Regions from separate parts of the Homo sapiens genome. Here all the other regions are linked to region 1. The links are chromatin loops, found by intact Hi-C in ENCODE. Cell type or tissue: Caco-2. All regions are shown on one strand.

Region 1 (8,000 bases):
GAGTTCAAGACCAGCCTGACCAACATGGTGAAATCCCATCTCTACTAAAAATACAAAAATTAGCTGGGGAGGGATGGGTGGTGGGTGCCTGTAATCCCAGCTACTCGGGAGGCTGAGGCAGGAGAATGGCTTGAACCCAGGAGGCGGAGTGCCATTGCACTCCAGCCTGGGCACCACAGTGAGACTCCGTCTCAAAAAAAAAAACAAGCAAACATTATAGCAGAAAAATTTTATGCATAAAATTAGATTAAATAATCAAATTAGATACAGATTGTGGTGGACTGTGTTAACTAGACAAAGAACTTGCAACTCTTATTTGCAGAGAAGGACCATTGGAAGCTGAATAGAAATAGGTAAACAACCAATTCATGTACCATCATCCATCCAGCCTCCCAAGCCAGAGACATAGCATATCCAGCGATGAGCAGTCACCTTTCACCTTCCTTCATGATAAGTTGTGAATCTGGAATACCATGTAGGATTAGTTACAGACCTAACCCGATGACCTACATACAGCAGGAAGTTCCAACCTCAGGGCTTAAAAAAAGACTTTATTTTGGTAAGCCATGTCATATTGAACACATACATTTATTGCCATTTTCTCCTCAGATTTCACCAAAATTATAGTGTAGGAATAAAAAAAAGTATATAAATCCACAAAGATAAAAGAGATTTAAATAGAAGACTGCAACAAATGATGTCAACTAAGTTTTGTTTTATTTTGTTTATTTTAATTGTCTTTATTTTGGTATATAGGAACTTTTGCATTTTTGTTTCAGTGGTTTTCTGTGTATTAATATCTTTATATAATTACCTCTTTCTTTTCTTACTTGGGCTTCTACTGTTCAGTTTGTCAGCTTTAACTGAGTGACCTTTAACTGCTTTCTACAGGACAATCAATGAGATTATTACATTGTTTTTCTTTCTTCCATCTTCTCTAATTTTTTTTTTACTTTGTCAGTGTATTAGTCTGTTCTCATGCTGCTAATAAAGACATACGTGAGACTGGGTAATTTATAAAGGAAAGAGGTTTAATTGACTCGCACTTCCACATGGCTGTGGAGGCCTCACCATCATGGCTGAAAGTGAATGAGGAGCAAAGTCACCGCTTACATGATGGCAGGCAAGAGAACTTGTGCAGGGGAACTCCCATTTATAAAACCATCAGATCTCGTGAGACTTATTCACTACCACAAGAACAGTATGGGGGAAACTGCCCCCATGATTCAATTATCTCCACTTGCCCCACCTTTGACATGTGGGGATTATTACAATTCACGGTGAGATTTGGGTGGGAACAGAGCAAAGCCATATTAGTCAGTAAATGTAGCATTTGTATAATAGTCTTCCACCCTTAAGCCCAGCTTTATTATGCATTTATAGTTTAAATATATTTATTATATAAATTATTTAATATATGTATATATTAAATTGACCTAAATTTATAAGTATATATTAAATTGATCTAAATTTATTTATTCATTTATAACAAATATATTTAATAAATATGTTCACTGGTTGCCATCCATCTTTTGGCTGCAGTTTCCTCAGTCATTCTTTTGGTCATATAAGGCTTGTACTCTAGTGGAGTCCTCAGAAATAGCCTATGAAAATAATATTCCTTGAGTTCTTACATGTTTAAAATAGCTTTTTCCAAAGGCCTGAAATGTGAAGGAGAGCTTGATATAAAATCCTTTATATACTTCTAGACATTTTTTAAAATGTTGCTTCACTATTATTTTGTTTTTTGTATTGCTTTCTGTAAAGGTTGTACATCTGAGATATGGTGAATGCTATTACAAATTCACTTAAGTAATTTTACATTGAAAATAAAAGTGTTTTATGAATATGAATATAATATGAATACTAATTTTGTTGGAGCACAGCAGGATGGTACAATGTTACGAAATTAAGAAATTTATGAAGCAGAAATATACTTGAGATTAGTGTTGGTGCATTATAATTTTGTTTAGTTAAACTATGATAGTGTACTATTTAAAATATAACTCTGTCAGAATTTACAAATATTTTTGTATACCATAGAATGACTAAACTGAACTTTTTTTGTGATGAAGCCTATGTTGAATTCCTTCCCTTCCTGAAAAACAAACAAACAAAACCTCAGTATGGCTGGACGTTTTCTTCTCTTTCTTCCTAGCATCAATCAAATTTTTAGGAATGTACTAAATTTATTTCACTACTTTGTAAATCAACATAAACACTACTACTCTATTTCACTATTTTGTAAATCAACAAAATGGTATTGCATATTTTATAAATGATTCTTCCAAAATTCAGTTGCATTTTCTTTTCAGAAGGAGCTGAACATCTTTAAACAAAACAGTTAATAAATTTACATTGCCAGAAAACCTTCAACTTTGGAAATTCTTAGAGAGTTGTGATTTTTAAAAATAAAGATTACAAATAAAAATACATTGAACTTTATCCCTACAAAGCAAGGAAAAAACTTAAATGGATACAAAGAGTAGGAGGAACTAGAGATGACAAAGTTGTTATTAAAAAACATAAATATATATTTTTACTCTTTAGCACATGCCTGTGTGCACTCATGCAACCATACACACAGTTATTTGAGGAATACAACTTTTCTAATGTTATTCATATTTGAGTTTCCTCTATAAACAGTAATCTTGATGGAAGTAATTTATTAAATTTTTATATCCAAATTGTGAAATACACTTTCTTATGATAAAATCTTATTTTTTTTTAACTTTTAAAATTTCCTTAATTGGTTTTAATAGCTTCATAAAAGAGCTGAAAAGTATCCCAGCACTTTGGGAGGCAGAGGCGGGCGGATCACGGGGTCAGGAGATGGAGAGCATCCTGGCTAACACAGTGAAATCCCGTCTCTACTAAAAAATACAAAAAATTACCCATGCGTGTTGGCGGGGGCCTGTAGTCCCAGCTACTCGGGAGGCTGAGGCAGGAGAATGGCGTGAACCCGGGAGGCGGAGCTTGCAGTGAGCCGAGATGGCGCCACTGCACTCCAGCCTGGGCGACAGAGCGAGACTCCATCTCACACACACACAAAAAAAACACCTGGAAGTGAGAGGAGTAAACACAAAATAGTGCAAAACTTGTCCAACTTAGGAATGGGAACTGGTGTGTAAATTCTCCCTGATTCTGTCTCAAGTGGAAAATACACCTGAGATGATTTCTACAAGGCTTCTTAGAAAGACTGAGCCCCAAGTAATACTGCAATAATTAGTGCAACAGTGTACTCTAAGGTTTAGTTTTCTTCCTTCCTTTCCGTCTCTTCCCAGTTTCCCACTTCTCTTCTTTGAGATAATTTAACAACAAACAATAAAAAAAAAAACTATCTGCTTACAAGCCTTTGTATTCAGCTCTGCTTTTGGAGAGGACCTAGGCATGAGACAAACTGAAATATTTTGAAGCATAAGCATTTTTACTGAGAATCTTTTTTTTTTAGATTAAAGGTTCAGAAAATGAAATTAATCATATTTCAGAATTTGATGGACTAAATGCTCTACTAATAACAAAAACAAGTTTACAGGCAGAGTGTTCGGAACCGTTGTTGATTAGGAAGAAGAATTTTTTTTGTGCAAAGATGGCTGGCATTTCCAAAAAAATTACATTTCCATTATTATCTAACATCCCAGCTTTTCTATACCATTTCAATTTTTATTAAACTTTAGTTTTTTAAATGGCGCATACAAGTGCTAAATGAATTGCTTTGTTCAGATTTAAATAAACTACCTACAGTTTTGAACTCTTTGACTGAATTTTTGTATATTTGTAGTATACTTTTCTATAATCCTATCAATACAGAAAGTTACTAAGACTTGTAGTTTCTACAAAATTTTATATGCGTGACCCTAACTTTGGAATATTCCAGACCATATTTCTCAAAAAAGTCTATTTTAGAGAGAATTTCTCCTATATCTTCCTTCCAAATCAGTTTGTTATAGCGGGAAATAAGTTTTTAAGGAACATCAGGACATATAAATCCACTCCATATATCTAACTAAAATGTGAACTCCTGGAAGGAAGAAATTTTTGTCTCTTTTTAAAACGATTATATCCTCCGTGTTTAGAGCAATGACTGACATAAGGTAGGTACTCAGTAGATACTTGTTAAATCGAATAAATTAATATATAAGAACTCAATAATAGGAAAGGAGCTCAATAGGTATATTCACAATGAAATCATCACTGAGGTTTTTCTTTAGCCTATAGAATTTGGAGCAAAATTGAACAAAAGCAAATTTCAGTAAGTTTAGAAATATTTATCTTACAATTAACAAAACAGTATGACTAAATATATACACATAAAAAGTCCATGTAGAGTTAAAAGTAAGTTGGCATGAAAGCAGAAGAAGAAATGCTTTTTGATTTTTAAGGGTTAAGTTGAAGTTTCTTTTAAAATAATAAATAACATTATGGATAATTATAGGCTCAGTAAATACTACCAAGTTTAAACATTGGTATAAAAAGATAAATAAATATTGTTTCTGTCCACAAGATGGCAGAAAAGATTTATTTTAGAATCAGTAAACAACCTGTCATTAAACCAAATAATGTGTATCTTAAAAAGCTAATGTGTAAGAAATGCAATTTTTTTTTGTGGTTGTTCCTTAGAGGTAAAACTTCATCAGAAAGGTTCTATCATTGGTGCATAGAGTTTCTGCGACTTTTTATACTTGCCTTCTCCCTTCTCCCTTCTAAACTCTCCACTTTTTTTTTTTTTTTTTTCCTGTGATGCAGCAGTCTCTCTCCCGCCCAGGCTGGAGTGCAGTGGCGGGATCTCGGCTCATTGCAACCTCTGCCTCCCGGGTTCAAGCGATTTTCCTGCCTCAGCCTCCTGAGTAGTTGGGGCCCGCGCCACTACTCCTGGCTAATTTTTGTATTTTTAGTACAGACGGCGTTTCACCATGTTGGCCAAGTTGGTCTCGAGTTCCTGACCTCAAGTGGTCCACCTGCCTCGGCCTCTCAAAGTGCTGGGATTACAGGCCACCGCGCCCGGCCTTATTTCATTTTTTAATATACATCCAGATTAATCTTAAATTAGAAATCTGAACATGTTACTCCCTAACTAAAAATACTTTGATAATTCCTTAAACCACAAGGAATAAAGAATAATCCGGACGGGCGCGGTGGCTCACGCCTGTAATCCCAGCACTTTGGGAGGCGGAGGCGGGCAGAGATCAGACCATCCTGGCTAACACGGTGAAACCCCGCCTCTACTAAAAATACAAAAACAAAAAATTAGCCGGGCCTGGTGGCGGGCGCCTGTAGTCCCAGCTACTCGGGAGGCTGAGGCAGGAGAATGGCGTGAACCCGGGAGGCAGAGCTTGCAGTGAGCTGATCTCGCACCACTGCACTCCAGCCTGGGCAACAGAGCAAGACTCCGTCTCAAAAAAAAAAAAAAAAAAAAAAAAGAATAATCCACTTAGTTTATTCACTCAACCAGTATCAGTAACCATGTTCTCTTTACAAGGCACTATGTATGTATCATGGGCACTAGCAATAGAAACACAAATAATTCACGAAGCTTTCCATTTTGAATATTATAAAGTTGTAAAGATATAGCTGCAAGAAAGCAATTACCTAGAGAATGGTTTGGGGACTGTGAAGGCACAAAACGATAAGGCTTAAGGGTAAATTCGACTATGGATCATCCAGGTCTGGAACTCAGGGAAAATACCTGGGCTTGAGAGGGCAGTTTAGAAATCATCAGCATATAAGTACAATTAAAGAGCTATAAGCATTAGTGGGTAATTTATTATTGACTTATATGGTTTGGCTCTTATGTTCCCACCCAAATCTCATCTGGAATTATAATTACCACGTGTTGGGGGAGGGGCCTGATGGGAGGTGATTCAATCATGTGGCGGACTTCTCTCTTGCTGTACTTGTGAGAGTTAGTGAGTTCTCACGAGATCTGGTTGTTTGAAAGCGTGTAGCACTTCCTCCATCTCCCGGTCTCTTTCCTGTCCTGCCATGGTAAAGAAGTGCTTATTTCCCCTTCGCTTTCCACCACGAATATTTTTCCTGAGGCCTCCCAGTCATGCTTCCTGTTTTGCCTGCAGAACTGTGAGTTAATTACATCTCTTTTCTTCATAAATTACCCAGTCTCGGGTATTTCTTTACAGCAGTCTGAAAACGGAGTAATAACATTGATTCTTAGAGTTATAAATAATAATTACAAACATATTCAAGAGCTACAGAAATGATTAAAGTGAAGTTCACACAGATTATTTCCATTGCCTAACATTTTGACACACATGTATCATATATACACATACACATATATAATATACATATTGATATCTCACACTTATCTTACACATAAACACAACTTTTATGTGTACACTCTAAATATCTATGTATAATATATCTGAGGCAGAAAAATAGGGAATTAGGATAGACAAGGGTTGAGGCATAAGTAAGCAAAGAATAGCAGGTGCAGCCCGTTCTAGGCAAAGGAATAGCAGGTGCAGCCAGTTCTAGGCAAAGGAATAGCAGGTGCAGCCAGTTCTAAGCAAAGGAATAGCAGGTGCAGCCAGTTCTAGGCAAGATTAGGCAGCATACAGGCCACGTCTTCACTCCTGTGATTACAAGACAGAAGTTTCCATTTCAGCCTCTGTTGGGTTGCAGGCCCATCTTTCATAGGGTATAACCAACTGGAGGCCACTAAAGGGCACCTAGGGGTGTTGCCAAGTTATTTTGGCTTTATAAAAACCCTAATTGGAGAGGCTCTTGATCTGCTTGCTACAGCCGGCTCCCACTCTGTGAATTGTTGTCAATAAATCTGTGCTTTCCTTGCTGCATTCTCCGGTTGCTTTGTCTTTCCTTGCTCTGTTCTTTTGTCACTTTGTTTCTGCATTTTGTTCAATTCTTTGTTCAACAGGGCAAGAACCTGGACAACTCTATCCAGTAACATATTTATGTATACATAATACATCATAAATAGTGCCATAATGTGCATCCTGTTTTTGAACTGCAATTCACTTAACAGTAACTCAGGAAGAGGGAGGTGGAGGACACAGCAAGTAAGACTGAAAAAGTATGGCCAGGAAGCTAAATAAGAATCTAGAGAATGAGGTCATGTAAGACAAGAATTGAAAGACTTTTCGGAATGGATAATTTATTGTCAAATGCTGCACAATTAAGAACCGAAACAAGAACTAAGAACTATTGACTGGATTTGGCAATTAGACTGGATGTGACCTCTGCCAGAACAGCTTCAGTAGCATGGCAGGGTGGGAACCTGATTGCTGTGTTGAGACGCAAAGAGGGGGCGTTAGTAATCATGAACTGTTTCTATGAGAAAGTCCCTTTGAAAAGACAGGGGAAAAACATTCTCTTTTCTCCACAGCCTCATCAACGTTTGTTATCTTTTGTCTTTTTAATAATAGTCATCCTAAAGGTGTAAGGTGATATTTTATGGTGGTTTGATTTGCATTTCCCTGATGATTAGAGATGTTGAGTACTTTTTCATATGCCTGTTCACCATCTGAATTTCTTCTTTTGATACGTGTTTATTTAAGTACTTTGCCGAATTTTTAATTCAGTTATTTATACTTTTGGTACTGAGTTGTATAAGTTCTTTATATATTTTGGGTATTAACTTCTTATTAGGTGAATGGTTTGCAAATGCTTTTTCCAATTCCATCAGTTGCCTTTTGATTTAGGTGATTGCTTCCTTTGCTGTGCAGAACTTTTTAATTTCATGTAATACTGGATATCTATTTTTGCTTTTGTTGCCATATCCAAAAACATATTGCCAAGACCACTGTCAAAAAGCTTTTTCCCTATGTTTTCTTCTAGGAGTTTTACAGTTGCATGTTGTTTAAGTCTCTAATTCATTATAGATTGGTTTTTGTACGTGCGTGATAGGGGTTCAATTTAATTTTTTTTTTTTGCATGTGGATAACCAGTTTTCCAAACACCAATTTTTTCTTTCTTAATAAACTATACCCATTATGTGTTCTTGGCACCCTAGTAGAAGATACATT
Region 2 (8,000 bases), 1.0 Mb after region 1:
CTGTAGAAATAAAAAGTAACTCAGAAATGATCTATAGAAGTAGCGACAATGCACAGGAGACTTAACAAACTCCAGAGCATGGTGCTTGCAGCAGAAGAGATATCCAGGTCAGTAATTTAACAACAAACTCCAAAAATAAAAATGCAAATGTTCATCTTATCACTTATATATTAGGTAATTCAGGTGTGCATTATAGAGTGCTAAGTTGTCATAAGGACTCATGTGAGGTCTTTTCATGGTCTTTGATGATGGGATCATCTCATGTACACAAAGTACCACTAACGAGGTCCTGGATATTTGATGAGGAATATTTTCCAGAGTGGAAGAAGGTAGATCTGTAACAGTTCTATACTGGGCACTATCATAGGCTATTTACATGTATTATTACCAAAAATCTTCACAATGACTGTAGTAGTAGGTACAATTGTCCCAATTATATACATGGGGAAAATGCCATCAGTGATAGATGATTGTCTGTTCCAGTTCAAATCTTATTCATTATGCTATTTCAGGCATGTGATTTAACATTATTGATATGCAGTTTTTAATATATAATATGTGTATAGTAATAATGTATACATTTTATTACATCTGTATTCTAATACACAAAATGTGTAAAATAGTTAGCATATTATTATGGTAATAATAACAAAGAATTATAATGCAATAAAGCACCATGATAACATAACCTAAACATGCTTTGCAATAGCCCATCATTTCTTTCACCCAAACCTGGTTCTCAAATGGAGGCAGGCAAAAGTTTTTATACCTGGTGAAAATGTGATTGGGATAAAGAAATTAGAAGGGAGGGAATAGGTAAAAAAAAAAAAAAAAGAAGGGAAACAAGGAAGTAAAATGTGGGTCCTCATGTCACCAGTAATCTACTAATCTCTTGACCTAGTGTCTTTCAATAGAGTGAGAGAAACAGGTGTCAATTAACTGGGAAGTTTTGGAAGTCCCAAACATTTAGAAAACTCCAAGTCCTTCCCATTCATTTTTAAGGTACAGCTAAAAAATATCAGCAGGTACACTAAACAGCAGTTGGAACTGGGAAATATTTGGGTCACAAAGGCCACACTGGAATTTCTAATTGCCAGCTGTGCAGATTAACTACAGTTATTTCATTAACCTTCTAATAACCAATCCTTAATTTTACTTGAATGAGATTTTTTTGGGACAAAATCTATCAAATCATGACAGTGTTTTCCTTTAATAATAACCAGTATTATATACTGAGATTTTTCTCTATTCCTATCACTGCCTTAATCACTATTTGTTACATATTAATAACATGAATTCTCACTTAATAACCCTAATCTTGTGACATTGGTACCATTATTATCCCTCATTCGCACATGAGGGAATTGAGGCTTAGAGAGGCTAAGCCAAAACTAGTCAACAAGGTTACACATTGTTTTGGTTATCAACTGAAGTGTGACAACCACTCAGAAATTTAATAGCTTGAAAACATCCATCATTCTATTTGCTCTATATTCTACCAGTCAGAGATTTGCAGGATCTCTGGATTCTACCACAGATTGGACTGGAACGAGTAGAGGCACCATGGGGCAGCACTACAGGGCTGGACATGAGGGTGGGGGCATCACAAGGTCTAGGGTGTCATTTGGAGGTGGCTTCAATGGCTGGGGCTGGATAGGACAGCTGGGTGAGCCATATGTCTGTTATTTATTTTGTTTATTGTAATTGTTTATTGTCTAGGTCCCTTGCTATTTATCCACAATTCTGGCATGAGTCCTGCATGGTGATCTCATGCTTGCAAACGAGTTTTCCAAAAGACAAGTCAATTAAAAAAGTGTTTATTAAGTCTCTGCTTGCATCACTTTTGTTAACATCTCACTGGCCACAACGAGTCACATGAAAAAGTACTGTGACTGTGGGAGAGGATTAAACAATGTCTAGAAGACAAGAGATACAATACTGGCACTTTAGAGAGCTTTGAGACCCACCAGAAAGTACATTTGGACTAGGCTTACGTTTGCATGTGTGTGTGGAGGGGAGAAGGTTTGTCATTGGAGACTAGAGCGGGAGAAAAATAGAACTACATAATTTCAGAGAGACACCATCTATCTAGTTCAGCCTTTCATTTTACATGTAAATAAATTGGAGCCACAATAGAAAAGTGCCAGGCTAGGCACATAAATCTAACTATTGTCAAAGACTAGATTCAGAATGCAGATGACACCAAAATCCAAAGGAGAAGCTCTAATGGAGAGTTTGCAGCATGCGGTAATAGTGAAGAATGTGAGTAGAATGCATGGGCTGAACACAGCTGAAGTGGAGATTAAAAGAGCCAATCAGTGGACAGTCTGAGAGTCCAATCCTGTGAAGTTGCTTTTAAGTAACCCACTTGAGAATTAATTTGCATTGTCCCTTGCCTGCACTGGTCAAGCTGAAACACCATATCCCTTTCACACATCACTGCCTAATATCTTTCTACTTATTATTTCCTTGGAGTACTTGAACTCTGCTGTTCGTCTACATATCTACATCAGAATATCTATGTTGTGGTGTAAGCTCCTAAAAAGCAAAAGGTAAATTATCTTAAATACAGCGTAAAGTAAAATTAAGTATGTAATAAAGGCTTTGGGATTATGAAAATGAGGAAATATGTATGGTGCCTTAAATTCATCTAGGGAATCATATCTACAGCATCTCCTGTGTAGCATATTTTGTGCTATTTAATACAGAGTTTACATTTAATCAACATAAAACTATAAAGTAAGTATGTTTTGAATCCTTCGTTTTTTCCACAAATGAGGAAACTAAAGGTGAAGATGGCTAAATGGCTTTCCCACTTGTCATACAGCTAGTAAATGAAACATCATAGATTTAAAATTTGACCATTATCCTTGTGCTACTTTTTCTTTAGTGCAACTAAACCATGGTCCCAAGTAATATAGGATAGGATATGCAAAACCCAGCAAGGTGTGAATGCAGTGTCAGACTTTTACACTTAACATAATTTTGTAAAAATTACGTAACCTCTATGAGTTTGAGTATTTTCATTTGAGAAATGAGAGTTGGACAAGATTATTTCTTACATGCACTTCACCTCCAGAATGTTTATAGCATTCACGGAAAATTGCCAAGGCAATGATATTCAATGCAGCGCCATCTGGTGTTTACCGATGAGATTAGCTGACAGTTCTTGTTAAATGAAAAGAAAAAGAAAAAGAAAAAGAAAAAACAGCAAAATAACTCCAAAATATATAAGTGATAAATATGCACTATGTACCCAAGATACATCCCACTGCAGATTTTATTCATTTTCTTGTATAATGTTTATAAAGTATGTGTTAAAATATCAAAAGCATTACACTAACTGGATTCTTGTACAATGTCACATACAGAGATAGACACTGCCTTCACATATAAATGGAGTAGATTATACCTGCACATTTCACATTCACAATAAAATAAGTAATAGGTCCCATCATTGCATAGAAACACCTAATTTCTATGCAATTAGGGTTAAATACATTTTAATCCCATGTAGCTACATGCATTTGACAGTAACCAGCACTGTTGTATTTGAACTGTGTAATTATACACTGGATCTCTCAGAGGCAGAAAATGTATAATTATGAAGTTCCCTACAGTATTAAAAAAACACAACTGTGTGGTGCTAGGGAGAAATCACAATGGGGATACACTGCCTGTGATTCCACATCCCTAACTTCAGTGTCTACTTAACTTCCAATACAGTGTAATTAGGCATGGGTTGAGTTGGAAGATGAACCATATCTAATATATTAACAGCATCTCTTATTCACAAATAGCTAAAGAGCATTCCACCAGTCATGCCAACAGCTTCCCTTACACATAACACAAGCAATTTGCCATTCCACCTAGAGTCACCACTATTATATTTTTTGCTTTCAAAACAAGATTCTGAAAATATTTCCCCAAGCCACTCAAAATGCAGCCTTTGTATGGGTATTATATAGAGTTCCTAGATGCATGAAACATAATTTCACAGGGGAGTTAAAGTGATGAGGTATGCTCAGTAAGTAAAAAGGAATGCAAACTAAACAGGGCTATATGTTGGATTTCTTGTCTGCTTTCTCGATAGATGAGCGCTACAGAGACTTTCTAAAGGACATGGCTAAAGGATTTGGCTTATATTTTGAAATTCTTATGGCACTTAATTATAAAGTCCTTCACTTAAATTTGCTTAAAAGTTAATTAAATATCTATAGAATTTGGGAGAAGAGTCTTTATAGCAACTTGCATGAAAACCTTAATGCATACAGGCTTCACATGAGCCAATGAGATGATATGCTAAGAAAGTGTCTTGGGCAGTATTAGTGAGTGCAATGTCTACCTTAGGAAATAGCAGCCCCACAATGCCACGATAAAGAGTCTAAATGTCCTAGAGAAGGTAGGGAAATGAAATCAAGTAAAACCAAAAACTGAAAGAACATATGTTTAATTTAGTCTTAGAGGGAAGTCATATAATGATCAAATTAAAAATTTCAGATAGTTAAAAGTAGTATGTAAAGTGAAAAAAGGGATGCAATAGAAAATATGCAGAAAGCAGAAACTGAAATAAAGTGAGAAAGGTATAACTTTTCTAATAAAGTGAGAGTTGAGGTGGAAGATCAATAATAAGAGAGAGGCAGCTTTGCAGGAGTCTCAAGAAAAAATTCTAGGTATGAACAAAAACAAGTGCAAAGTTCCTGGGACAAACAATGAAAGAACCAGAGAATCTGGAGTAGAAGAACAGGAGAATTGTAAGCAGTGACCACTTTCATACTGGGTGTAAAAACAAGATTAACGTTGTTCGGGAATAAAACTGGAAAAGGGTGAAAGAATTAAAGCATCCTAACTATGAAGTCAAGTTATATGTGAAAATGGATCATGTAATGGAATCCAATTTATTCTCCTATATTTTAAACCAGCTGTTAATGATTCTAATTTAAAGATCTTATGCTACACAGCAATTATCATTGTATGCACAAGTTTTGTAGGTATTTGTCTTTTATGTCATTTCTATACAATTAAATGAGCATTAATAAGATAAAAAACATTTCAGAGTATTAAAAGCTATTTATGGATTCATACATGATTAGTTTATTGCTGATTTTAAAATAAATCAAAATGTTTAGACTCTGACTATTAAGATGTACAAGAGAGTTGATTTTTCTAATTTTTTTTAAGTTAGTCATAGAAGGAGATTCTATTGTTTCTTTCTATAGAAGGTATGGTCTTTCTTAGGAAGAATATACTATAAAGTTTGTGAATACTAACCATGACTGCCATTCACAAAACGTAAGAACTTGGAGAAGTCATTGAATCTCTCTAAGCCTGTTGCTTCATATGTAAAAATGAGATTGCAATATATGGCTTATATCTTTATCATAATTTTCTCCAGTCTAACATTCTGTGATTATGTTTATATGCCATCCTAGGAAAATCTCTGTATATTCTTTCCCTTACAGTAGAATTTTATTCTTGTAATAGACTATTCCTATAATATACATGATGTATATTAAAAATATATATTCTTATAATACAGTTTTAAAATGTGAATATTCTGATGTGTTTTTCCAATCTTAATGTACTTTACCAACATGGTCTCTCCTGTCTACCACACATTCCCCATTTTATTTTAGATAATATTGTTATTTTCTCATCACACCTAAATTTCTACTACTTTTTATTATTATTTATTAAACTTTAAGTTCCAGTATACATGTGCAGAACTATGCAGGTTTGTTAAGTAGGTATACATGTGCCATGGTGGTTTGCTGTACCCATCAACCCACCATCTAGGTTTTAAGCCTCACATGCATTAGGTATTTGTCCTAATGCTCTCCCTCCCCTTACCCCCAACCCCCTGACAGGCCCTGGTATGTGATGTTCCCCTCCCTGTGTCCATGTGTTCTCATTGTTCAGCTCCCACTTATGAGTGAGAACATGCGGTGTTTGGTTTTCTGTTCCTGTGTTAGTTTGCTGAAAATGATGGTTTCCAGATTCATCCATGTCCCTGCAAAGGACATGAACTCATTTTATTTTTATGAATGCATAGTATTCCATGGTGTATATGTGCCCCATTTTCTTTATCCAGTCTATGATTGATGGATATTAGGGTTGGTTCCAAGTCTTTGCTATTGTGAATAGCACTGCAATAAACATATGTGTGCATATGTCTTTATAGTAGAATGATTTATAATCCTTTAGGTATATACCCAGTAATTAGATTGCTGGATCAAATTGTGTTTCTGGTTCTAGATCCTGAGGAATTGCCACAGTCTTCCACAACGGTTGAACTAATTTATACTCCCACAAATAGTGCAAAAGCATTCCTATTTCTCCGTATCCTCTCCAGCATCTGTTGTTTCCTGACTTCTTAATGATCATCATTCTAACTGGCGTGAGATGGTATCTAGTTGTGTGTGTGTTTTTTTTTTTTTTGCATTGCTCTAATGACCAGTGATGTTGAGCTATTTTTCATATGTTGGTTGGCCACATAAATGTCTTCTTTTGAGAAGTGTCTGTTTATATCATTTGCCCACTTTTTGATGGAGTTGTTTTTTTCTTCTAAATTTGTTTAAGTTCCTTGCAGATTCTGGATATTTGACCTTTGTCAGATGGATAGATTGAAAAAATCTCCTCACGTTTTGTAGGTTGCCTGTTCAATCTGATGATAGTTCCTTTGCTGTGCAGAAACTCTTTAGTTTAATCAGATCCCATTTGCCAGTTTTGGCTTTTGTTGCCATTGCTTGTAATGTTCTAGTCATGAAGTCTTTGCCTATGCCTATGCCCTGAGTGGTATTAACTAGGTTTTCTTGTAGGGTTTTTATGGTTTTAGGTTTTATGTTTAAGCCCTTAATCCATCTTGAGTTAATTTTTGTATAAGATGTAAGGAAGGAGTCCAATTTCGGTTTTCTCCATATGGCTAGCCAGTTTCCCGAGCACCACTTATTAAATAGGCAATTCTTCCCCCATTGCTTGTTTTTGTCAAGTTTGTCAAAGATCAGATGATTGTAGATGTGTAGTATTATTTCGGAGGCCTCTGTTCTGTTCCATTGGTCAATATGTCTGTTTTGGTACCAGTACCATGCTGTTTTGTTTGCTGTAAGCTTGTAGCATAGTTTCAAGTCAGGTAGCATGATGCTTCCAGCTTTTTACTTTTTGCTTAGGATTGTGTTGGCTATATGGGGTATTTTTTATGTGAAATTTAAAGCAATCTTTTCAGCTCTGTGAAGAAAGTCAATGGTAGGTTGATGGGGATAGCATTGAATCTATAGATTACTTTGGGCAGTGTGGTCATTTTCACGATATTGGTTCTTCCTTTCCATGAGCATGGAATGTTTTTCTATTTGTTTGTGTCCTCTCTTATTTTTTGAGCAGTGGTTTGTTGTTATCCTTGAAGAGGTCCTTCACATCCCTTGTAAATTGTATTCCTAGGTATTTTATTCTCTTTGTATCAATTGTGAATGGGAGTTCACTCATGATTTGGCTCTCTGCTTTTCTATTCTTGGTGTATAGGAATTCTTGTGATATTTGCACATTGATTTAGTATCCTGAGACTTTCCTGAAGTTGCTTATCAGCTTAAGGAGTTTTGGGCTGAGCTGATGGGGTTTTCTAAATATGCAATCATGTCATCTGCTAACAGATACAATTTGACTTCCTTTCTTCCTATTTGAATACCCTTTATTTTTTTCTCTTGCCTGATTGCCCTGGCCAGAACTTCCAATACTATGTTGAATAGTAGTAGTGAGAGAGGGTATCCTTGTCTTGTGCTGATTTTCAAAGAGAATGCTGCTAGCTTTTGCCCGTTCAATATGATATTGGCTGTGGGTTTGTCATAAATAGCTCTTATTATTTTTAGATATGTTCCATCAATACCTAGTTTATTGAGAGTTTTTAGCATGAAGTTGTGTTGAATTTTACTGAAGGTCTTTTCTGCATCTATTGAGATAATCATGCAGTTTTTGTCTTTGGTTATGTTTATGTGATTGTTTATGTTTGT
Region 3 (8,000 bases), 180 kb after region 1:
ATGTGGGTAGTAGAAGATCAGACAGTTATTTTAGGTAATTAAGTTTAGCAGTAGCATGAAAATGGTTTTGGGCAGGTGAGAAACCTGAGTTTAAAAGATCAAGTTAGGAGGATATTTTAGAAAAAAGAGTAATTGTAACAAAATCCTCCTTTTGTACTAGCAGCCACCTTGAAGGTATAAGTTGTTTTTTTTTTTTTAATTATCCACTTAAATTTGTGTCGGCAGCGTATCTAGAAATAGAAAAGAAATATGAATTTAAGATGTAAATTGGTTACCTAAATAATTCTTAATAGAAGTCCAAGAGTGGTAAACATGATACATATTTTACATACCCATGAAGTGAGAAAAAGAGAAAAACCTTATATTAAATATCAATAATAATGATATAAAAATCAATATATGCAGGTACATTTCTTGATATAACAGCCACTGTATGCAGTTGTATTTCTTAAACTTTTTTTTCTGTAATGAATGGAAATAAACACATTTAAGGATGTTAGAATTTCTTCTGCCTTACTCTCAGAATAATTTCCAAAAAGGGCTTATGGAAAAGGAGAGAGAAAAAATAGCCAAAACAATTTATGAAAAAAATCCAACTGGATATCTAACAAATGCAAATGAGGAATAGAAGCAGACAAGAGCAGGTAGCAGTAATTATTGCCATCTGATAGTCAAGGATAGAGAAAAGGCCCTTTTAAATTCCGTTTACTTTTCACCAAATTTCAGGATGAAAATTACCCATGATATCACCCTTTCGAATGTGAATATATTGCGTGAGGGAGCTTGTCTGAGCCTGAAGTTGCCCAGTAGAGATTAGAATGGAAGGATTAGATAACAGGTGTGCTTGTTTTAACAATGTGTAATTCTGTGAAAATTCAAGGTCCTTCTAGTATTGTTAATTAATAGCTTTATGAAATCCCACCTCAGTCCTCTTCCCATAGGCTTTGCTTCTTTTTGCTTCCCTACTCTCATTACAGGTAAGCCAAATGTATTAGAACTTGGTGCGTGGCTGAGGGGTGTCCATGGAGAAACCTATTTGGAGTAAGCAGATTTGAATTACAAGAAACAAGAACTGTATTATGCAAATGTTCTATTAAAATTACTCTAAAATTGAATTTAAATTACACCGCTCCACACAGAATTAGGCATTGAAAATGACAATAGATCTGAAATGTAGTGGGCTCTGAAAGTTCTTTGTGACTAGGCCTTTACAGCCAGAAAAAAAGGTAATGGGCAGCAAGACCATTCAGAGAAAGGGACAGAAACACATGAAAAAGACTCTAGTATGAATGAGTGTCCAAGAGATTGTTAATAGCCAATATAACATTTTAAAGCATGTTTTTTTCTCTACATATTTAGATAAGAATGATCATATTACATATTTAGATAACAATTACCTTATTGCGCCGCTACAATGCTTTTTTTACTTTCTTAGAAGAATATGCCAAAAAGTACTTTAAGTATAGCAATGTATAAATTATAGTCTTTGTGCTGTGTTGAGCAAGTCCATGGAATTGGCCACCTGAAAGAGAGAATTCTTAATTGCCTGAGAATGATTACTAGTCTTATGTTTGTGAAGAACTTCCATCATTCAAAAGGCAAGCCTCTTCATTGTTAAGACTCAAAAATAAAGATACTTTAGTTAGGTGGAAAGGGTTGGTATGAAAAGCTGCAACACTTTAATTTTTGCTATTAAAATCACAGAAATTATGCAAATATTTTAAATTCTATAAATTGTATGAAAAATTCCTTCTCTTATTTTTTTTCTTTAGCAGCAGAGAATTCCAGGGCATAACCCACTTTCTGAACATATCCTCTTTTCCTTCTCTTTCTCTGATTATCTCTGAAGCTGCGTTTGAGGATAAGCCAGTCAATGAAGTTCTATCTAGTATGCTGGTATAAGAGGGGGCACCTACCATCACCGCTAATTCTCTGTAGCTGGAAGCAATTCTTTCCATTTTTTAGCGATCTTATAATCAGTCAAATCAGTGTTACTATTGGGGTAGACATACATATCTGGAGACCTCAACAGGGGAATGTAGTATAGGAAGAGCTGATAATTGGCCACTCTTTTTTTCAAAAATAAATTTATATTTGGGGTACATGTGAAGGTTTGTTATGTAGGTAAACTCGTGTCTTGGGGGTTTGTTGTACAGATTATTTCATCACCCAGGTATTAAGCTCAGTACCCAATAGTTATCTTTCCTGCCCTTCTCTCTCCTCCCACCCTCCACCCTCCAATAGGCCCTACTGCCTGTTGTTTTCTTCTTTGTGTTCATGAGCTTTCATCATTTACCTCCCACTTATAAGTAAGAAGATGTGGTATTTGGTTTCTGATCCTGCATTAGTTTTCTAAGGATAAAGCCTCCAGCTCCACCCATGTTCCCACAAAAGACATGATTTCATTCTTTTTTATGGGTGCCTATTATTCCATGGTATATATGTGTCACGTTATCTTTATCCAATCTGTCATTGATGGGCATTTAGGTTGATGCCATGTCTTTGCTATTGTGAATACTGCTGCAGTGTACATTTGTGTACATGTGTCTTTATGGTAGAATGATTTATATTTGTCTAGGTATATACACTCTAATGCATTTGCTAGGTCAAATGGTAGTTGGGCTTTTATTTCTTCGAGGAATCATCATACTGCTTTCCACAATGGTTGAAATAATTTACATGCCCACCAACAGTGTATAAGTGTTTCATTTTCTCTGCAACCTTGCCAGCATCTGTTACTTTTTGACTTTTTAATAATATCCATTCTGACTGGTGTGAGATGGTATCTCATTGTGGTTTTGATCATATATAATCAACCACAGCAATCTTTTCTAATGAGTTAGAACTTGGCTTCAGATCCTTGTTAACACAGAACTCTAATTAGCCTCTATTGCTTGATAAAATTTTCCATAAAGACAAAGCCCATTTTGTAATAGATGCATAAACCCAAGAGTCTAAAAAACTGTTTTCTGGTCCTGGTTCTACCACTTGAGCAACTCACCGAGCTTCATTTAGCTTCCTTAAACCTTAGTTTGACTAAGACATGTCTGGGAGCTTAACTGCTAACTTGGAGTTCCTTTCTTCCCTCATACAGAGAGTTTTAGAAGTTTTCACAAAGATTTTATGAGTTATACAATTTATTAACTTTCCAAGTTTCTTCTCAGTTTTTCTGTCTGCCAGTAATACTACACAGCTATCTGTATGACAGGACTGAGAATTCCAGCATCTTTGGTCATGTTTGCATTTCTATAGATAAGATCTGTATCTTGTTTTTGAAGATGGTTGGTGTTTGGGGGTGGTGGCCAGGGGTGTATATGGTTCTAAAGGGGTTCATAACAGTTATAGGCAGACATATATTGGCATGAAGGAATATTTTTCAGTTCTATATAAGATACTAAACTATCCAAGTTCTTCTAACTTTAGGAAGTTTTGTCAAACAGGGAAGTTCTTAGTTCATATTGTTTATAGTATCAGATCTATGTATACTTATTAATCTTATACCTCAATAACATTTATTTTCTACCTCAATACAATGGCAATTATGAAAATAACCACTAGTTTGCAAATATGTCATCTCATCCCTAAATAGAGATGAAGTTGCTTTAGTTTTCAGGTGCTATTTATTCCTTCATTAACATTATTCATTGTCTAGAGTCTTCCATGTGCCCGGCCCAGGGTCAGGAACTATGCATATAAAGATGAGAAATCTGCTCTCAAGAAGCTCAAGTTCCAATGAGGAAAGCAGACATGTACATGAATTATTATGCTATGTGAAACACTAGAATAGAGATAAGTTGAAAATACTTTAGATAATAGAAGAAAAGTGCAACTAGCTTTTGTCTTTACCCCTTCCACGTCTGTACTTTTTCATCATCCATGTTCTCAAGTGGTTTCATCACTGATAGCTATGCTAATTCTCTTGGTAACTGCTTAAGAATATTGCTGAGTTTCTGTTGGAAAAGAATGTCTTTAGTCATGACTAGGAGACTATTTTGATCAAAGAGATTGAATTTACTAATTCCAATATTTGAAGGGCAACATCATATTTAGTTCTTGGGAACTCCTTTCACAATATCTTGGCCATTTTACCATCAAAGCTAAGAGAAAATAAATGGCCATTCTCTGCTACCTCATTGAGACTTCCCTTCCAGTTCTGGGCTCCTTCCTGAGATAGCTGCTACATTTTCAGGATGCTAATACAGGGTATGATCTCACTATTCAGGTGTGATCCTCCTCTCTCTCACAGTGTACAGAATTTGTACTAAAATTCCCATGAGTATATTGCAATATAATAACACAATCACAACACTCACATAACTCCACAATCCAAAATTAGTATTTCCTCTCTCCCTCCAATTACAAACAGGCAATAATTTCTTGATTGCTTGTGTTTCCTGGCAAATTTCCTTTAATTAGTATGCCTGGTTTCCTGACACTAGCTGGAGTAACCTGGTTGGAAACTTATTTTCTAGGCTGGAAGTAAAGCTTCAAAAAGTTTTCACCACACAAATATATCTTTACACAAAGATACAGATTCACACAGTAGACATAAAGCAAACATGCCTTATTTACTCCTTGGGTCAGTAGAGAGAAAACAGGAGGAATCTTAACCGAAAGAATAATTAAGAGTTGAAATGTCTTATACAAGTTGAGATTTGACATATGTTAATGTTAAAGAAGAGCAGGTATAGTTGTTCAAAATCCCTACTGGTCCTCAAGGAGGATTCTCACTTCTGTCATCTGCTCTCAGAGTTTCCAATAGTAGTGGCACTGACTGATTAGAGTCCTGTTGCCTTAGGCTGCCTTTTCCAACAGTTATCAAATCCTCTTATGCCTCCTGCTGGTTGCAGGGCTGACCATTTTTCATATTAGCCAAGCATTTAAGGCTCTGAGTTACTCAAGAATCCCAAGAATTAACTATTTAGGGACTAAATTGCAAAAGCAAGAGTAATCAACTAGCCCTTTAAAAAATTATAAGTAAAATCTACTCAACACAGAACATTGATTTCTAAACAAAATATTATTTTCAAGTTTCATTAGCCAAATGTCGATACATAGCCTGTAATCATCTTGAGACCACAAAAATAATAGCTCAGTATATCACAAAGTAATGTTTTTCTGAGAGATCCACAGGAGGTGGATTGACCTGAACACCTTGCAAGACATGAATTCACATGCATTTTCAGCATGTCTTCTCCAACTTGATGAAAAAAATTCCAATCATAATACCTAGGATAACCCAACCTCCTTAGTCTTTTCAGTATTTAATATGGAATCACTATTTTGTAGAACTTACTTTAGTGATTCACTCATAGAATGTCATGTTATATTATTTATGTATGCGGCAGCCCACTGAACTGTGAAGAGATTTAAACTGTGTCTCCTTACTTATTCCCTGACAGTTTGCACATAACAAAGTATATACTCTTACTATTATTTGTGGGGTCTGCCGACTATTATAGTCTACTGAATAAATGTAAATAGTTACTTTCTACCCAGAACCTCCATAGTGCCTGCACTGAATCTCAACATTTTCCCCTCCATATTTTCATCTGCTTAGTCACTCTGTTCATTCAGTGACTATTTTTCTTCAGTCTCTTCTCATCATCTTGTCAAAGTCATAAATTGCTAAACATACCTGCATGACTATCTATATTACACTAAAATTATATTTATTCACTGCATATAAAAATAAAACAAAATGAATTTTTTTAAGCTCGAGTGCGTATTATTTTCCCACAGAATTGTCAAACCACTGCAATGTTTCTTTTCTTCTCTTCTACCAACCCCATCCTCAGTATAAAGAATAGTTCTAATCATAAAATTAGAATTGGTAGTAGGAGTAGTACAATGAACAGCATAAAATTAATGGCCTGGGCACATAGTTGAGCCTATTATTACACATTTATAAGCTAAATTTATATTTATATTTTTGAAAGCTATGCCTAGAATATCATAGTATAGCCAAAGGAGAATAAAAAATGTTATTGGTATTCTCTTCACATTATCATTTTCTAAAACATAGCTTTAAATTAATTTTACCTGAGTCCATTTTCTTCTCTTTCTCCAGCTCAACTCTTCATACTTAAATTCCATTAGTTGGTTTCCTCATCTCCAAAGCAGGGACATAAATAATAATACCTATATTTCAAAGACAATATGAAGGTTAAATTGAGCAAAGCAAATGAAAAATATTCTTTGAGCTGTACATTGATATACAAATAGATTTCTGTTATTTCCATTGGAGGAGTGTTTAGATATTATAAGGCACACTAGGGATAAGGTTTATTTGGCAGCTGCCTTGTCACTCCAAATAAATTTATTTATCATGTATTTATTGAGGAATTTATAGCCTCTAGAGAATTTTCTCTGTGAGAGCACTGCTTTTGAATTTTTTTGTTTCTTCTCCCACTCCACCCCTTTGGCTAGTTGAATTCTAGACAAATAATGTCTTACTTAGCTGGGTAGCTAAGCTGCAACTAAATTCTCCAGGGATTTTCTATAATATGGATTCAACGCTTAGGAAAATTCAACTTAAAAGTGGAAAACATCTCTTAACTAGAGAATTATCTCCTTCAAGTTCTGTCTTCAGAAGTGATTTCTGTCTTAAGGTCTACCAAGTATTCTTGGCTTTTGTTCCTGCATATTTTTCCAGGTTTAAAGTGTATTTTTCCACTTAATTAGACTGTAAGCAATTCTAATGTCATTTTTGTTTCTGATATATTGGTTTCTACAATATTTTGATTTTGATTGGTGATAACAAAATGGTAGTAATAATTATAAGGGTCTTAGTTTAAATATTTTCAAGTGGTATACTTGAGAGCTTCATTGATACAAGTTATATGTGTTTCATTGTGAAATAAATTATATACAGTAAGACCTATTTTAAAAATAACAATTTATTATAGAAAGGTGGTTTTGGCCAGTACTTTTCAAAAATTAAAAAAAAAGACTAAAATATATACTTTTTTTAGAATAAGCTTTTCCTTTTTTGTTGTTGTTTCATATCATATGGTCTCTTAAATAGCCCTTATGGCATTTAAATGATGTGATTTCCCTAAAATTATTAGCAATGTATGTAAGGATTTATGGCATGAAGTATATGTGGATATTTAAAATGGGGAAATTTTGTGATTAACAAGTTTAAACAAATAGCAGATAAATTTGTAAAATTTATAGTTGTGAATAAACCGTGTCCAAACATATTCAGTGACTATTACTAAAACATTATTATCATGCTATGATCTTTTCTGCTTGTGCATTGTAGTTCAAAGGTGTTGATAAGGGTTGATGCAGTGGAATTGGGCTTTCTAGCTTCAATGGGAACAACAGGATTACAGAATGGAGAGGCCAGATATACAGCTTAATTCAAAGGGATAAGGTGGGCAGAGTTATTACAATAATCTACACTGGGATGGAAAGATAATTAGAATATCTCATTCAAAGAGATCTACCAAATAGCTAATTGATCAAAGTGTCTTAGGAATGAAAACAATAAGCAGACTACCAATGTGCTTCTTGATTTATATATGATATGTATAACATATATCAAGATTTATATTGATTCTATATGCTATTACATAAATAAAACTACATATGAGATAACACTACACTCACACAGTAAATTCTCATTATACTCACTATTTGCAGTAGTTATATTCTATAAAGTTGCCATGAACACTTAATTAAGTGAATATTGTACTATTGCTCCAAAGGTAAATACAGGGATATGTTCTTGTGAGCTTCTGTTCACAATATTTCATCAACTAATTATCAGACAACCCTATTTAATGTGTTTTTGTTTAAAGGCACTTTATTTACTATATATAGTTGATTCATGAACATTGAACTCATGGCCAACAACACTATAATTTACATATGTATGAAGTTTATCTAACACGCTATTTTCTTCGTAAAGCGTATCATAGCCTTATTGAACTTAGGAGCACTATACAGGACTTCAGCTCTGTGCTCAGGGATCATTGTAAGCAGCAAAATCA
Region 4 (8,000 bases), 210 kb after region 1:
GGCCCCCTGGGTCCCACCTTTATCTCTCAAACTGTCTTTTTCTGAATCCTTTGACTCTTCCGGACTTTGTCACCCCCACGACCTGGTGTTGGGTCTGATCACCCCAACATAGACAAATGAAACAAAATAGAGAATTCAGAAATAAACCCATACACCTACAGCCATCTGATCTTTGACAAAATTGACAAAAATAAGCAATGGGGAAAAGATTCCCTATTCAATAAATGATGCTGTGCTAACTGGCTTGCCATGTGTGGAAGAATGAAACTGGTCCCTTAATTTTCACCATCTACAAAAATTAACTCAAGATGCATGAAGGACTCAAATGTAAGACCTCAAATTATAAGAGTCCTAGAAAAACCTAGGAAATACCATTCTGGACTTTGGCTTTGGGAAAGAATTTATGACTAAGTTCTCAAAAGCAATTGCAACAAAACCAAAAATAGACAAGTGGGACCTAATTAAAGACCTTCTGCACAGCAGAATAAACTATCAACAGAGTAAGCAGAAAATCTACAGAATGAAAAAATACATTTGCAAACTGTGCATCAAAGGTTTAATATCCAGAATATATAAGAAACGTAAACAATTTCTTTTTTAGAGACTCAGTCTCACTCTGTCACCCAGGCTGGAGTGCAGTGGCATGATCTCGGCTCACCACATCCTCTGCCTCCTGGGTTCAAGCCATTCTCCTGCCTCAGCATCTCAACCCAAGTAGCTGGGATTACAGGTGCCCACCACCATGCCTGGCTTTTTTTTTTTTTTTTTTTTTTTTGGTAGAGATGGGGTTTCACCATGTTGGTCAGGCTGGTCTCGAACTCCTGACCTCAAGTGATCCACCCGCCTTGACCTCCCAAAGTGCTGGGATTACAGATGTGAGCCACCATGCCCAGCCAAGAAACTTAAACAATTTAACAAGCAAAAAACAGATAACAGCATTAAAAAGAGACGTGAACATAACACTTCTCAAAAGAAGACATACAAGTGGCCAACAAACATATGAAAAAATGCTCAACATCTTTAACTGTCAAAGAAGTACACATCAAAACCACAATGAGATTCCATCTCACACAAGTCAGAATGGCCATTATTAAAAATTCAAAAGACAACAGACGCTGGCAAGGCTGTGGAGAAAAGGGAATGCTTATACACTGTTGGTAGAAATGTAAATTAATTCAGCCACTGTGGAAAGCAATTTGGAGGTATCTCAAAGAACTTAAAACAGGTCAGGTGCAGTGGCTCACACCTGTAATCCCAACACTTTGGGAGGCTGAGGCTGGTGGATCATGAGGTCAGGAGTTCTAGACCAGCCTGGCCAAGATGGTGAAACCCTGTCTCTACTACAAATACAAAAATTAGCCAGACGTGGGGGCACCTGCCTGTAATCCTAGCTACTCGGGAGGCTGAGGCAGAGAATTGCTGGAACCCGGGAGGTAGAGGTTGCAGTGAGCTGAGATCGCACCACTGCACTCCTGCCTGGGTGACAGAGCAAGACCCCGTCTCAAAACAAAAACAAACAAACAAAAAAAACTTAAAACGGAACTTCCATTTGACCCAGTAATGTCATCACTGGGTATATACCTAAGGGAAAAGAAATCATTTTACCAAAGAGGCACGTGCACTCATATGTTCATCACAGCACTACTCACAATAGAAAAGACATGGAATCAACCTAGATGCTCCATCAATGGTGGATTGGATAAAGAAAATGTGGAACATAGACACCATGGAATACTACATAGCCATAACAAAGAACAAAATCATTTCCTTTACAGCAACATAGATACAGTTGGAAGCCATGATCCTAAGTGAATTAACAGAAACAGAAAACTGAATACAATGTATTAAGCATTGTGTACACATGCACATAAGTTGGGAACAATGGGCACTGCAGACAGACTGGGGAGAGAGGGAAGTGGGCAAGGTCTGAAAAAATCCCCATTAGGTACTATGCTCACTACTTTAGTGATGGGATCATTTGTACCCCAAACTTCAGTGTCACTCAATATATCCGTATTATGAACCTACACATATACCCCCTGAATCTAAAATAAAATTGAAATTATAAAAGAAAAACAAATGAAACAAAAAGCAAAAATATAATGTATGTGTAAATATCACATTAATAACTTTTTGAAATATATTAATAGGGGAAATCTATCAGTATTTCAGATTATTTTTCTGGTCATTTTAGAACTTTTTATATATTTTCAAGTTCTACAAAATGGATAATTATTGATTTTATGATCAGAAGCAAAGTTTTAAAATTTCTCCTGCCCATATTGAGCAAAGCCACGCTTTTAAATGAGATAACACTACTTATTTCTGTGTATGAATGTGCTAGAAATTTCATGTACATATTATTTTGATATCTTTCTGTCTATAGACTATCTAATAATAGTATCCAGTACCCAACACATGTAGCATGGTAAGTTCTCAATAAATATTCATTGAATATTTATAAACATTATTATTATTTGAAGCACTCTCATACACAACTGAAAGTTGTACTGAATTGTATTTATTTAAAGTATGTCTTTAAGGTACTTCAGTATTTGCTTACTAATCTTTTACTATGGGAATGTTTAATTTGTTAGTATGAGCATCTCGCATTATATGAGGAAAAATAGAGCTAGATGGGTGAAGTAACTTAGAGCACATCAATCAGCTGAAAAGATGAGATATGAATGCAAATTATCTGTCATGCTAGAAGTCTTTCTGGTATATGCTGCACTTTAATTTTAGTAATAATATTATAAAAAATAATTGAAAATCTGGTCTATCCTTACATTATGGTGTTGGTGTTGCCACATACTGTCATAAATTTTATAATCAATCCAACAAAAATACTAACCCTGGCCATCTCTCCTTCCATTCTCCAAATATTTCAATTTTGCATCCATTAATAGAAGTTTTTTTATAGCAGTCTGTGACCTGGCAAACAATCAAAAATGCTAAAGTCAGATTTTTTTTTTCCTGGCTGCTTTTTATTTCATTTCCTCATTTCTTTTTATGAGATTGGTTTATGTTATTTGATTTCTCATTAAATTTTATATTTGTGAGTTTATGATTTCTCAGTTGTGCCAAGACTCCCTTGCTGCAAGTGATAGTAACAAGATAGATGACTTTGAGGAGTACAGTTTATTAGATTAAAAAATTTGTGTCTATATGCTTTTCTCCCAAGAGCATTCTATTTATTGTTTTAAAGAAAACCTACAGGTCTCTATGTTCTAAATTCTGTTTGAGTTCTTTAAAAACCATTATTTATGTCATCAATGCAGCAGCAAATAAAAATCAGATTTATAAATGCTTTTTGTTTCATATTTTACCATTTATGACTAGGGCTTATAAAAGTAAACCATAGCCATAGAACTAGGGTGGAAATTGACTGAATCTCCTGGAACGTTGTTACTTTTTAAAAAAATGAGAATAATAATAACTCTCTTTTCTTCCTAGGACTGTTGTAAAGTCAAATGAACAAATATTAATAAAAATGTGCAGAAATGGGAAATACTGCTATTGTAATTGTTTTCCTTTGTATTGAAACACGATTTACATAGTGGTGGACATTATTTGCATATCTAATTTTTCTACAATGTTCAGATGACTCTCTCTGGCTTACCTTTCACATAATCCCCAAGGGAGGTGTTTGGTTTCATCTTATATCAGTAAGTGTGATAGTTCTCAGGGCTCTTGTAGTTTGTGTCTCAATATTTTAGAAATTCAAGGGGAATTTAAAAGATATTTACCAGCGATTTCATGGTTCCATTTATAGTACTATGACCTCTGGTGGAGTCATTGAGTTATAGCAGGGTTTATTTATGTAGGAACCAGAGGTTAATTAGTAAAATATTTTAGACTTGCACTTTTAATATTTTAAAAAATTATGTAGTTGCTGTATGAGTAATAAAATTAATGTAACATTATTCCATAATAGTACAATTATATTAAAAGCTTCTAATAAGTATTTGCATATTTTCTTAAAATAACTAAAAATTTTTAAATATAGGCCAAGTGCAGTGGCTCACGCCTGTAATCCCAGCACTTTGGGAGGCTGAGGCGGGCAGATCACGAGGTCGGGAGATTGAGACCATCCTGGCTAACACAGTGTAATCCCGTCTCTACTAAAAGTACAAAAAAATTAGCCAGGCATGGTGCTAAGCACCTGCAGTCCCAGCTACTCAGGAGGCTGAGGCAGGAGAATCGCTTGAACCCGGGAGGCAGAGGTTTCAGTGAGCCGAGATCGCACCACTGCACTCCAGCCTGGGTGACAGAGTGAGACTCTGTCTCATATTATTAATAATGATAATAATAATAATGATTTTAAAATCATTTTGAATTAAAATGTTATATTTCTGTTTATAGAAAAATTTTTTACTTAGGAGCCATGAAATTCTTCCAAATGGGGTGTGTGTATGTGTGTGTTTGTGTGTGTGTATTTAACCATTGTTCGTGGAGAATCCATATAGCTTTAAACTGAATATTTGAAACATCATGATCTAATAAAGAATGAAGTCCACTGTCCTACAAATTTGGAACAGCTAAGCTACACAATATGTGCTTTCTTTCTTCAGAATGTGGATTCGAGGGGAAACCCGTAAGATTAGCCAAAAATGACTAAATAATGTTTTCTGGCAGCACAACATTGTGAAGGTCATTCTCCCAATTCTCTTCATATTGAACTTTGGAGAGACCATGGTAAAGGTGAAAAAATATTCAGTGAAATGGCTGGAAGAGAAAGTCAGATTTAGGTGAAAAGAAGAAGAAAGCTAAATTAATGCTATGAAAAAATTTTAATCACAGTGAGGTGAAAGTTGCTGGTAAATGAGAAGCCTATTTTCTAACCTCAGCTCTAATGAAGAAATTTTTCATGCAACTGTACTATCATAAAATCTTTTGGTTGCAAGTGACAGAAATTCTGTTTTCTCTAGCTTAGGCCAAAGAGAAAATTGCCTTTTTGATGAGAGAACAAATTTTGTATGATTCTAATTCTTTAAAGTTTATTGACATTTATTTATGTCTCAGAATACAATTTATATTGGTAAATGTTCCAAAGGTACCTGAATTAAAAAAATAAAGAGTCCTTCTGCATGTGTTGAGGCAAGAATTCTAAAATATTAAATAGGTCAATTTGTTTGATATTGTTGCTCAAGTATTCTATGTCCTTGGTGATTTTCTGCTTGTTCTATCAATTACTGTATTGGGGAGTTGCAATTTCCAGTTGGACTTGTGGATATTTCTATTCATCTTTTCATTTTTGTTATTATTTACTTCATGTGTTTTGAACTTCTGTTATATATTTTAGAATTGTCTGTTTCTTCTGGCAGTCCTATCCTTTTTTGATTCATGTGTTTTAAAGTTTTCTGATTTGGTGCATAAATGTTTACAGTTGGTATGTCCTCTTAATGAATTGATCCCTTTATCATTGTGAACTGATCCTCTTTAACCTTAGTAATAGTCTTTGGTCTCAAATCCAGCTTTATTTTGTTTAGTGTTTGCATGGTGTATCTTTTATCTATTCTTTTAATTTTGACATAGTTCTTTATCTTTCAAGTGGATTTCTTGAGGGAAATATGTACAATGGTACTATTTTCAAAACACCCAACCTGGCACTCTGCTTCTTAGTTGAGTACTCAGCCTATTTTAAAGTTATTGTGGATATCATTGGGTATAAGCTACCATTTTCTTTTTATTATTTGTGTTTTTTATTTGATCATTCTTTTTTCTCCCTTTTTGAGGGTTTTACTGGCTTATTAGGTATATACCTTTTAAAACTGATTTACTTATGATTCATATTTTAAATTATTCACTTCAGTTTATCACAGTGTGCCTTTAAGTGTTATTAAATTTTACGTATTATGTAAGGACCTTAAAAAAGCACACTTCCAATTTCTCCTCTTTCTACATTTGTGCTATCATCATACATTCTACTTTACATTTATCATGACCTAACAATACATTGTTTTTATTTTTCCTTTAAAATTTGTTGTAGTCAGCTCTGCTGGTGGTTAATTTTTGCAGCTTCTCTATACCTCTTTTTTTTTTTTTTTTTTTTTTTGAGATGGAGTCTGGCTCTGTGGCCCAGGCTGGAGTGCAGTGGCATGATCTCGGCTCACTGCAAGCTCCGTCTCCCGGGTTCACGCCATTCTCCTGCCTCAGCCTCCCAAGTAGCTGGGACTACAGGCCCCCGCCACCACGCCCGGCTAATTTTTTGTATTTTTAGTAGAGACGGGGTTTCACCGTGTTAGCCAGGATGGTCTCAATCTCCTGACCTCATGATCTGCCCGCCTTGGCCTCTGAAAGTGCTGGGATTACAGGCGTGAGCCACCGAGCCAGGCCAATTGATGCCAATTATTTACAAAATCGTGTACAAAACAAATGAGAAGACAACACTTCCCATCTTGTTACCATTGTAATCATGATTACAAAAGCAGACAATGACATCTCAAGGAAAGTAAATGACAGACTAATACATGTGAAAATAAAGGCACAATTGAGATAGGAATAGCACTGGGTAGTCGTAGGAGGATGGAAAAAAAACAAACAATAGCTAAAACAGGAATTAGGCAAAAAAAAAAAAAAAAAAGAAAGAAAACAGAAAACCCAAAATAAGGGAGAACAAAGAGAAAATGACCAATACTCTTGTCACGGAGACATGTCCATAACTCTTCCAGGCAAACCCAAATAAGGGTGAAAGGGGCAGTAACCAGGAGACCTGAAATCCACTGTTTTCCAGAATACTTAATGATTATTCCAACCCCCTAATTAAAGACACACCCATCAAATTAGAAATCCAAACTCCGCTGTGCGTAACTCATTCTCATGAGGATGCCCACACTTCTCTAGGTGGCTACTTTTGCTTTACAGTAAAAGCTTCTTGGCTTTTACTTTATTGTGAGCTATCCTCGAATTCTTTCTCATGCTGATGACAAGAACAGCTAGACTGGTTGGGGCTGGGATCTCACATCATCTGGAGACCAACCTTAGCCCTCCGGCAACACAGTGATGCACAGCAAATCTCTAGAGCTTATATATTTTTCTTTACTGAAACTTTTCGCCCACTGCTTGGTAGTAACTCCTATTTGCCTCTTCCCCCAGCTCCTAGCAACCACCATTCCACTCTTTTTTTTTTTTGACAAATAAAACTATACGTATGTACTATGTACAACACACTATTTTAAAGGATATATACATTGTGAAATGACTGGCTTTAGCTAATTAACATATTCATTAGCTCGCATTATTATTTTTATGGTGAGAACACTTTGCATCCAGTCTGTTACCATTATTCATGGTTGCAAAAAAGTAGATCTCAAAAAAGTAGAGGGTAGAATGGTGGATGTCAGAGGCTGGAGTGGGTGGGAGGTGTGGAATTGGGGAGATGTTGGTCAAACGATACCAAATTTCAGTTAGAAGGAAAAAGTTCAAGAGGATCTATTCCACAGTATGGTTACTGTAGTTAACCACATATTGTGTTCTATTCTATTCTGTGATTCCATAAATTTGAATATTTTTGATATCTCATATGTCTTGGTGCTGTTATAACAAAATAGCATAGACTATGTAATTTATAAACAACATAAACTTATTTCTCACATTTCTGGAGGCCTAGAAGTCCAAGATCAAGGTGCTGGCAGGTTCAGTGTCAGGTGAGGGCTGCTTGCAAGATGACACCTTTTTGTTATATCTTCTAGAGGGGGGAACCTGTGTCTTCACAGACAAAAGGGGTTGAAGAACAGAAGGGCACCTACATGGTTATCTCTGCCCCTTCTGTAAGGAATTCATCCTATTTATGAGGGCAGAGCGTTCATAGCCTCATCAATGGCCTAAAGATGCATCTCTTAATGCTGTTATAGCAGAGATGAATTTAACATAAATTTTGCCTTTAAATACTAGACGTAAGATGCTAACTTAGATCTTCTGATACCAAATGGGTTGTTGTATTTCATACCACAGATGCCTCTATAACATGTTAACATTTAAATAACTTCACATAATGG

The links. A loop is a pair of places that touch in the nucleus more often than their neighbours do. Peaks named below come from ENCODE experiments on the same cell type or tissue, not always from the same donor. Only the 100,000 strongest peaks of a DNase experiment are listed, where the experiment ranks them.
Region 2: it touches region 1 in a loop (17-fold over the local background); 7 of 110 quality-filtered maps call a loop at or near these places.
Region 3: it touches region 1 in a loop (8-fold over the local background); 2 of 110 quality-filtered maps call a loop at or near these places.
Region 4: it touches region 1 in a loop (7-fold over the local background); 10 of 110 quality-filtered maps call a loop at or near these places.

The regions. Positions count from the first base shown.
Region 1 is chr11:90,245,243-90,253,242 of GRCh38, forward strand. It overlaps DISC1FP1 (DISC1 fusion partner 1), which reads left to right and starts at 5,990. Exons shown (of 7, transcript NR_104190.1): 1 at 5,990-6,075. In Caco-2, a CTCF peak has its summit at 4,504 (motif pointing right); no DNase peak of the experiment used is centred here.
Region 2 is chr11:91,245,257-91,253,256 of GRCh38, forward strand. No RefSeq gene overlaps it. Among named protein-coding and RNA genes, the nearest start is that of LINC02748, 91 kb to the left of the region's middle. In Caco-2, a CTCF peak has its summit at 3,118 (motif pointing left); a DNase peak (open chromatin) is centred at 3,135.
Region 3 is chr11:90,430,210-90,438,209 of GRCh38, forward strand. The region is part of intron 1 of DISC1FP1 (DISC1 fusion partner 1); the gene reads left to right. Among named protein-coding and RNA genes, the nearest start is that of MIR4490, 120 kb to the right of the region's middle. RefSeq lists a silencer at 4,652-4,946 and an enhancer at 7,756-8,000. In Caco-2, a CTCF peak has its summit at 4,848 (motif pointing left); a DNase peak (open chromatin) is centred at 4,822.
Region 4 is chr11:90,455,822-90,463,821 of GRCh38, forward strand. The region is part of intron 1 of DISC1FP1 (DISC1 fusion partner 1); the gene reads left to right. Among named protein-coding and RNA genes, the nearest start is that of MIR4490, 96 kb to the right of the region's middle. In Caco-2, a CTCF peak has its summit at 3,751; no DNase peak of the experiment used is centred here.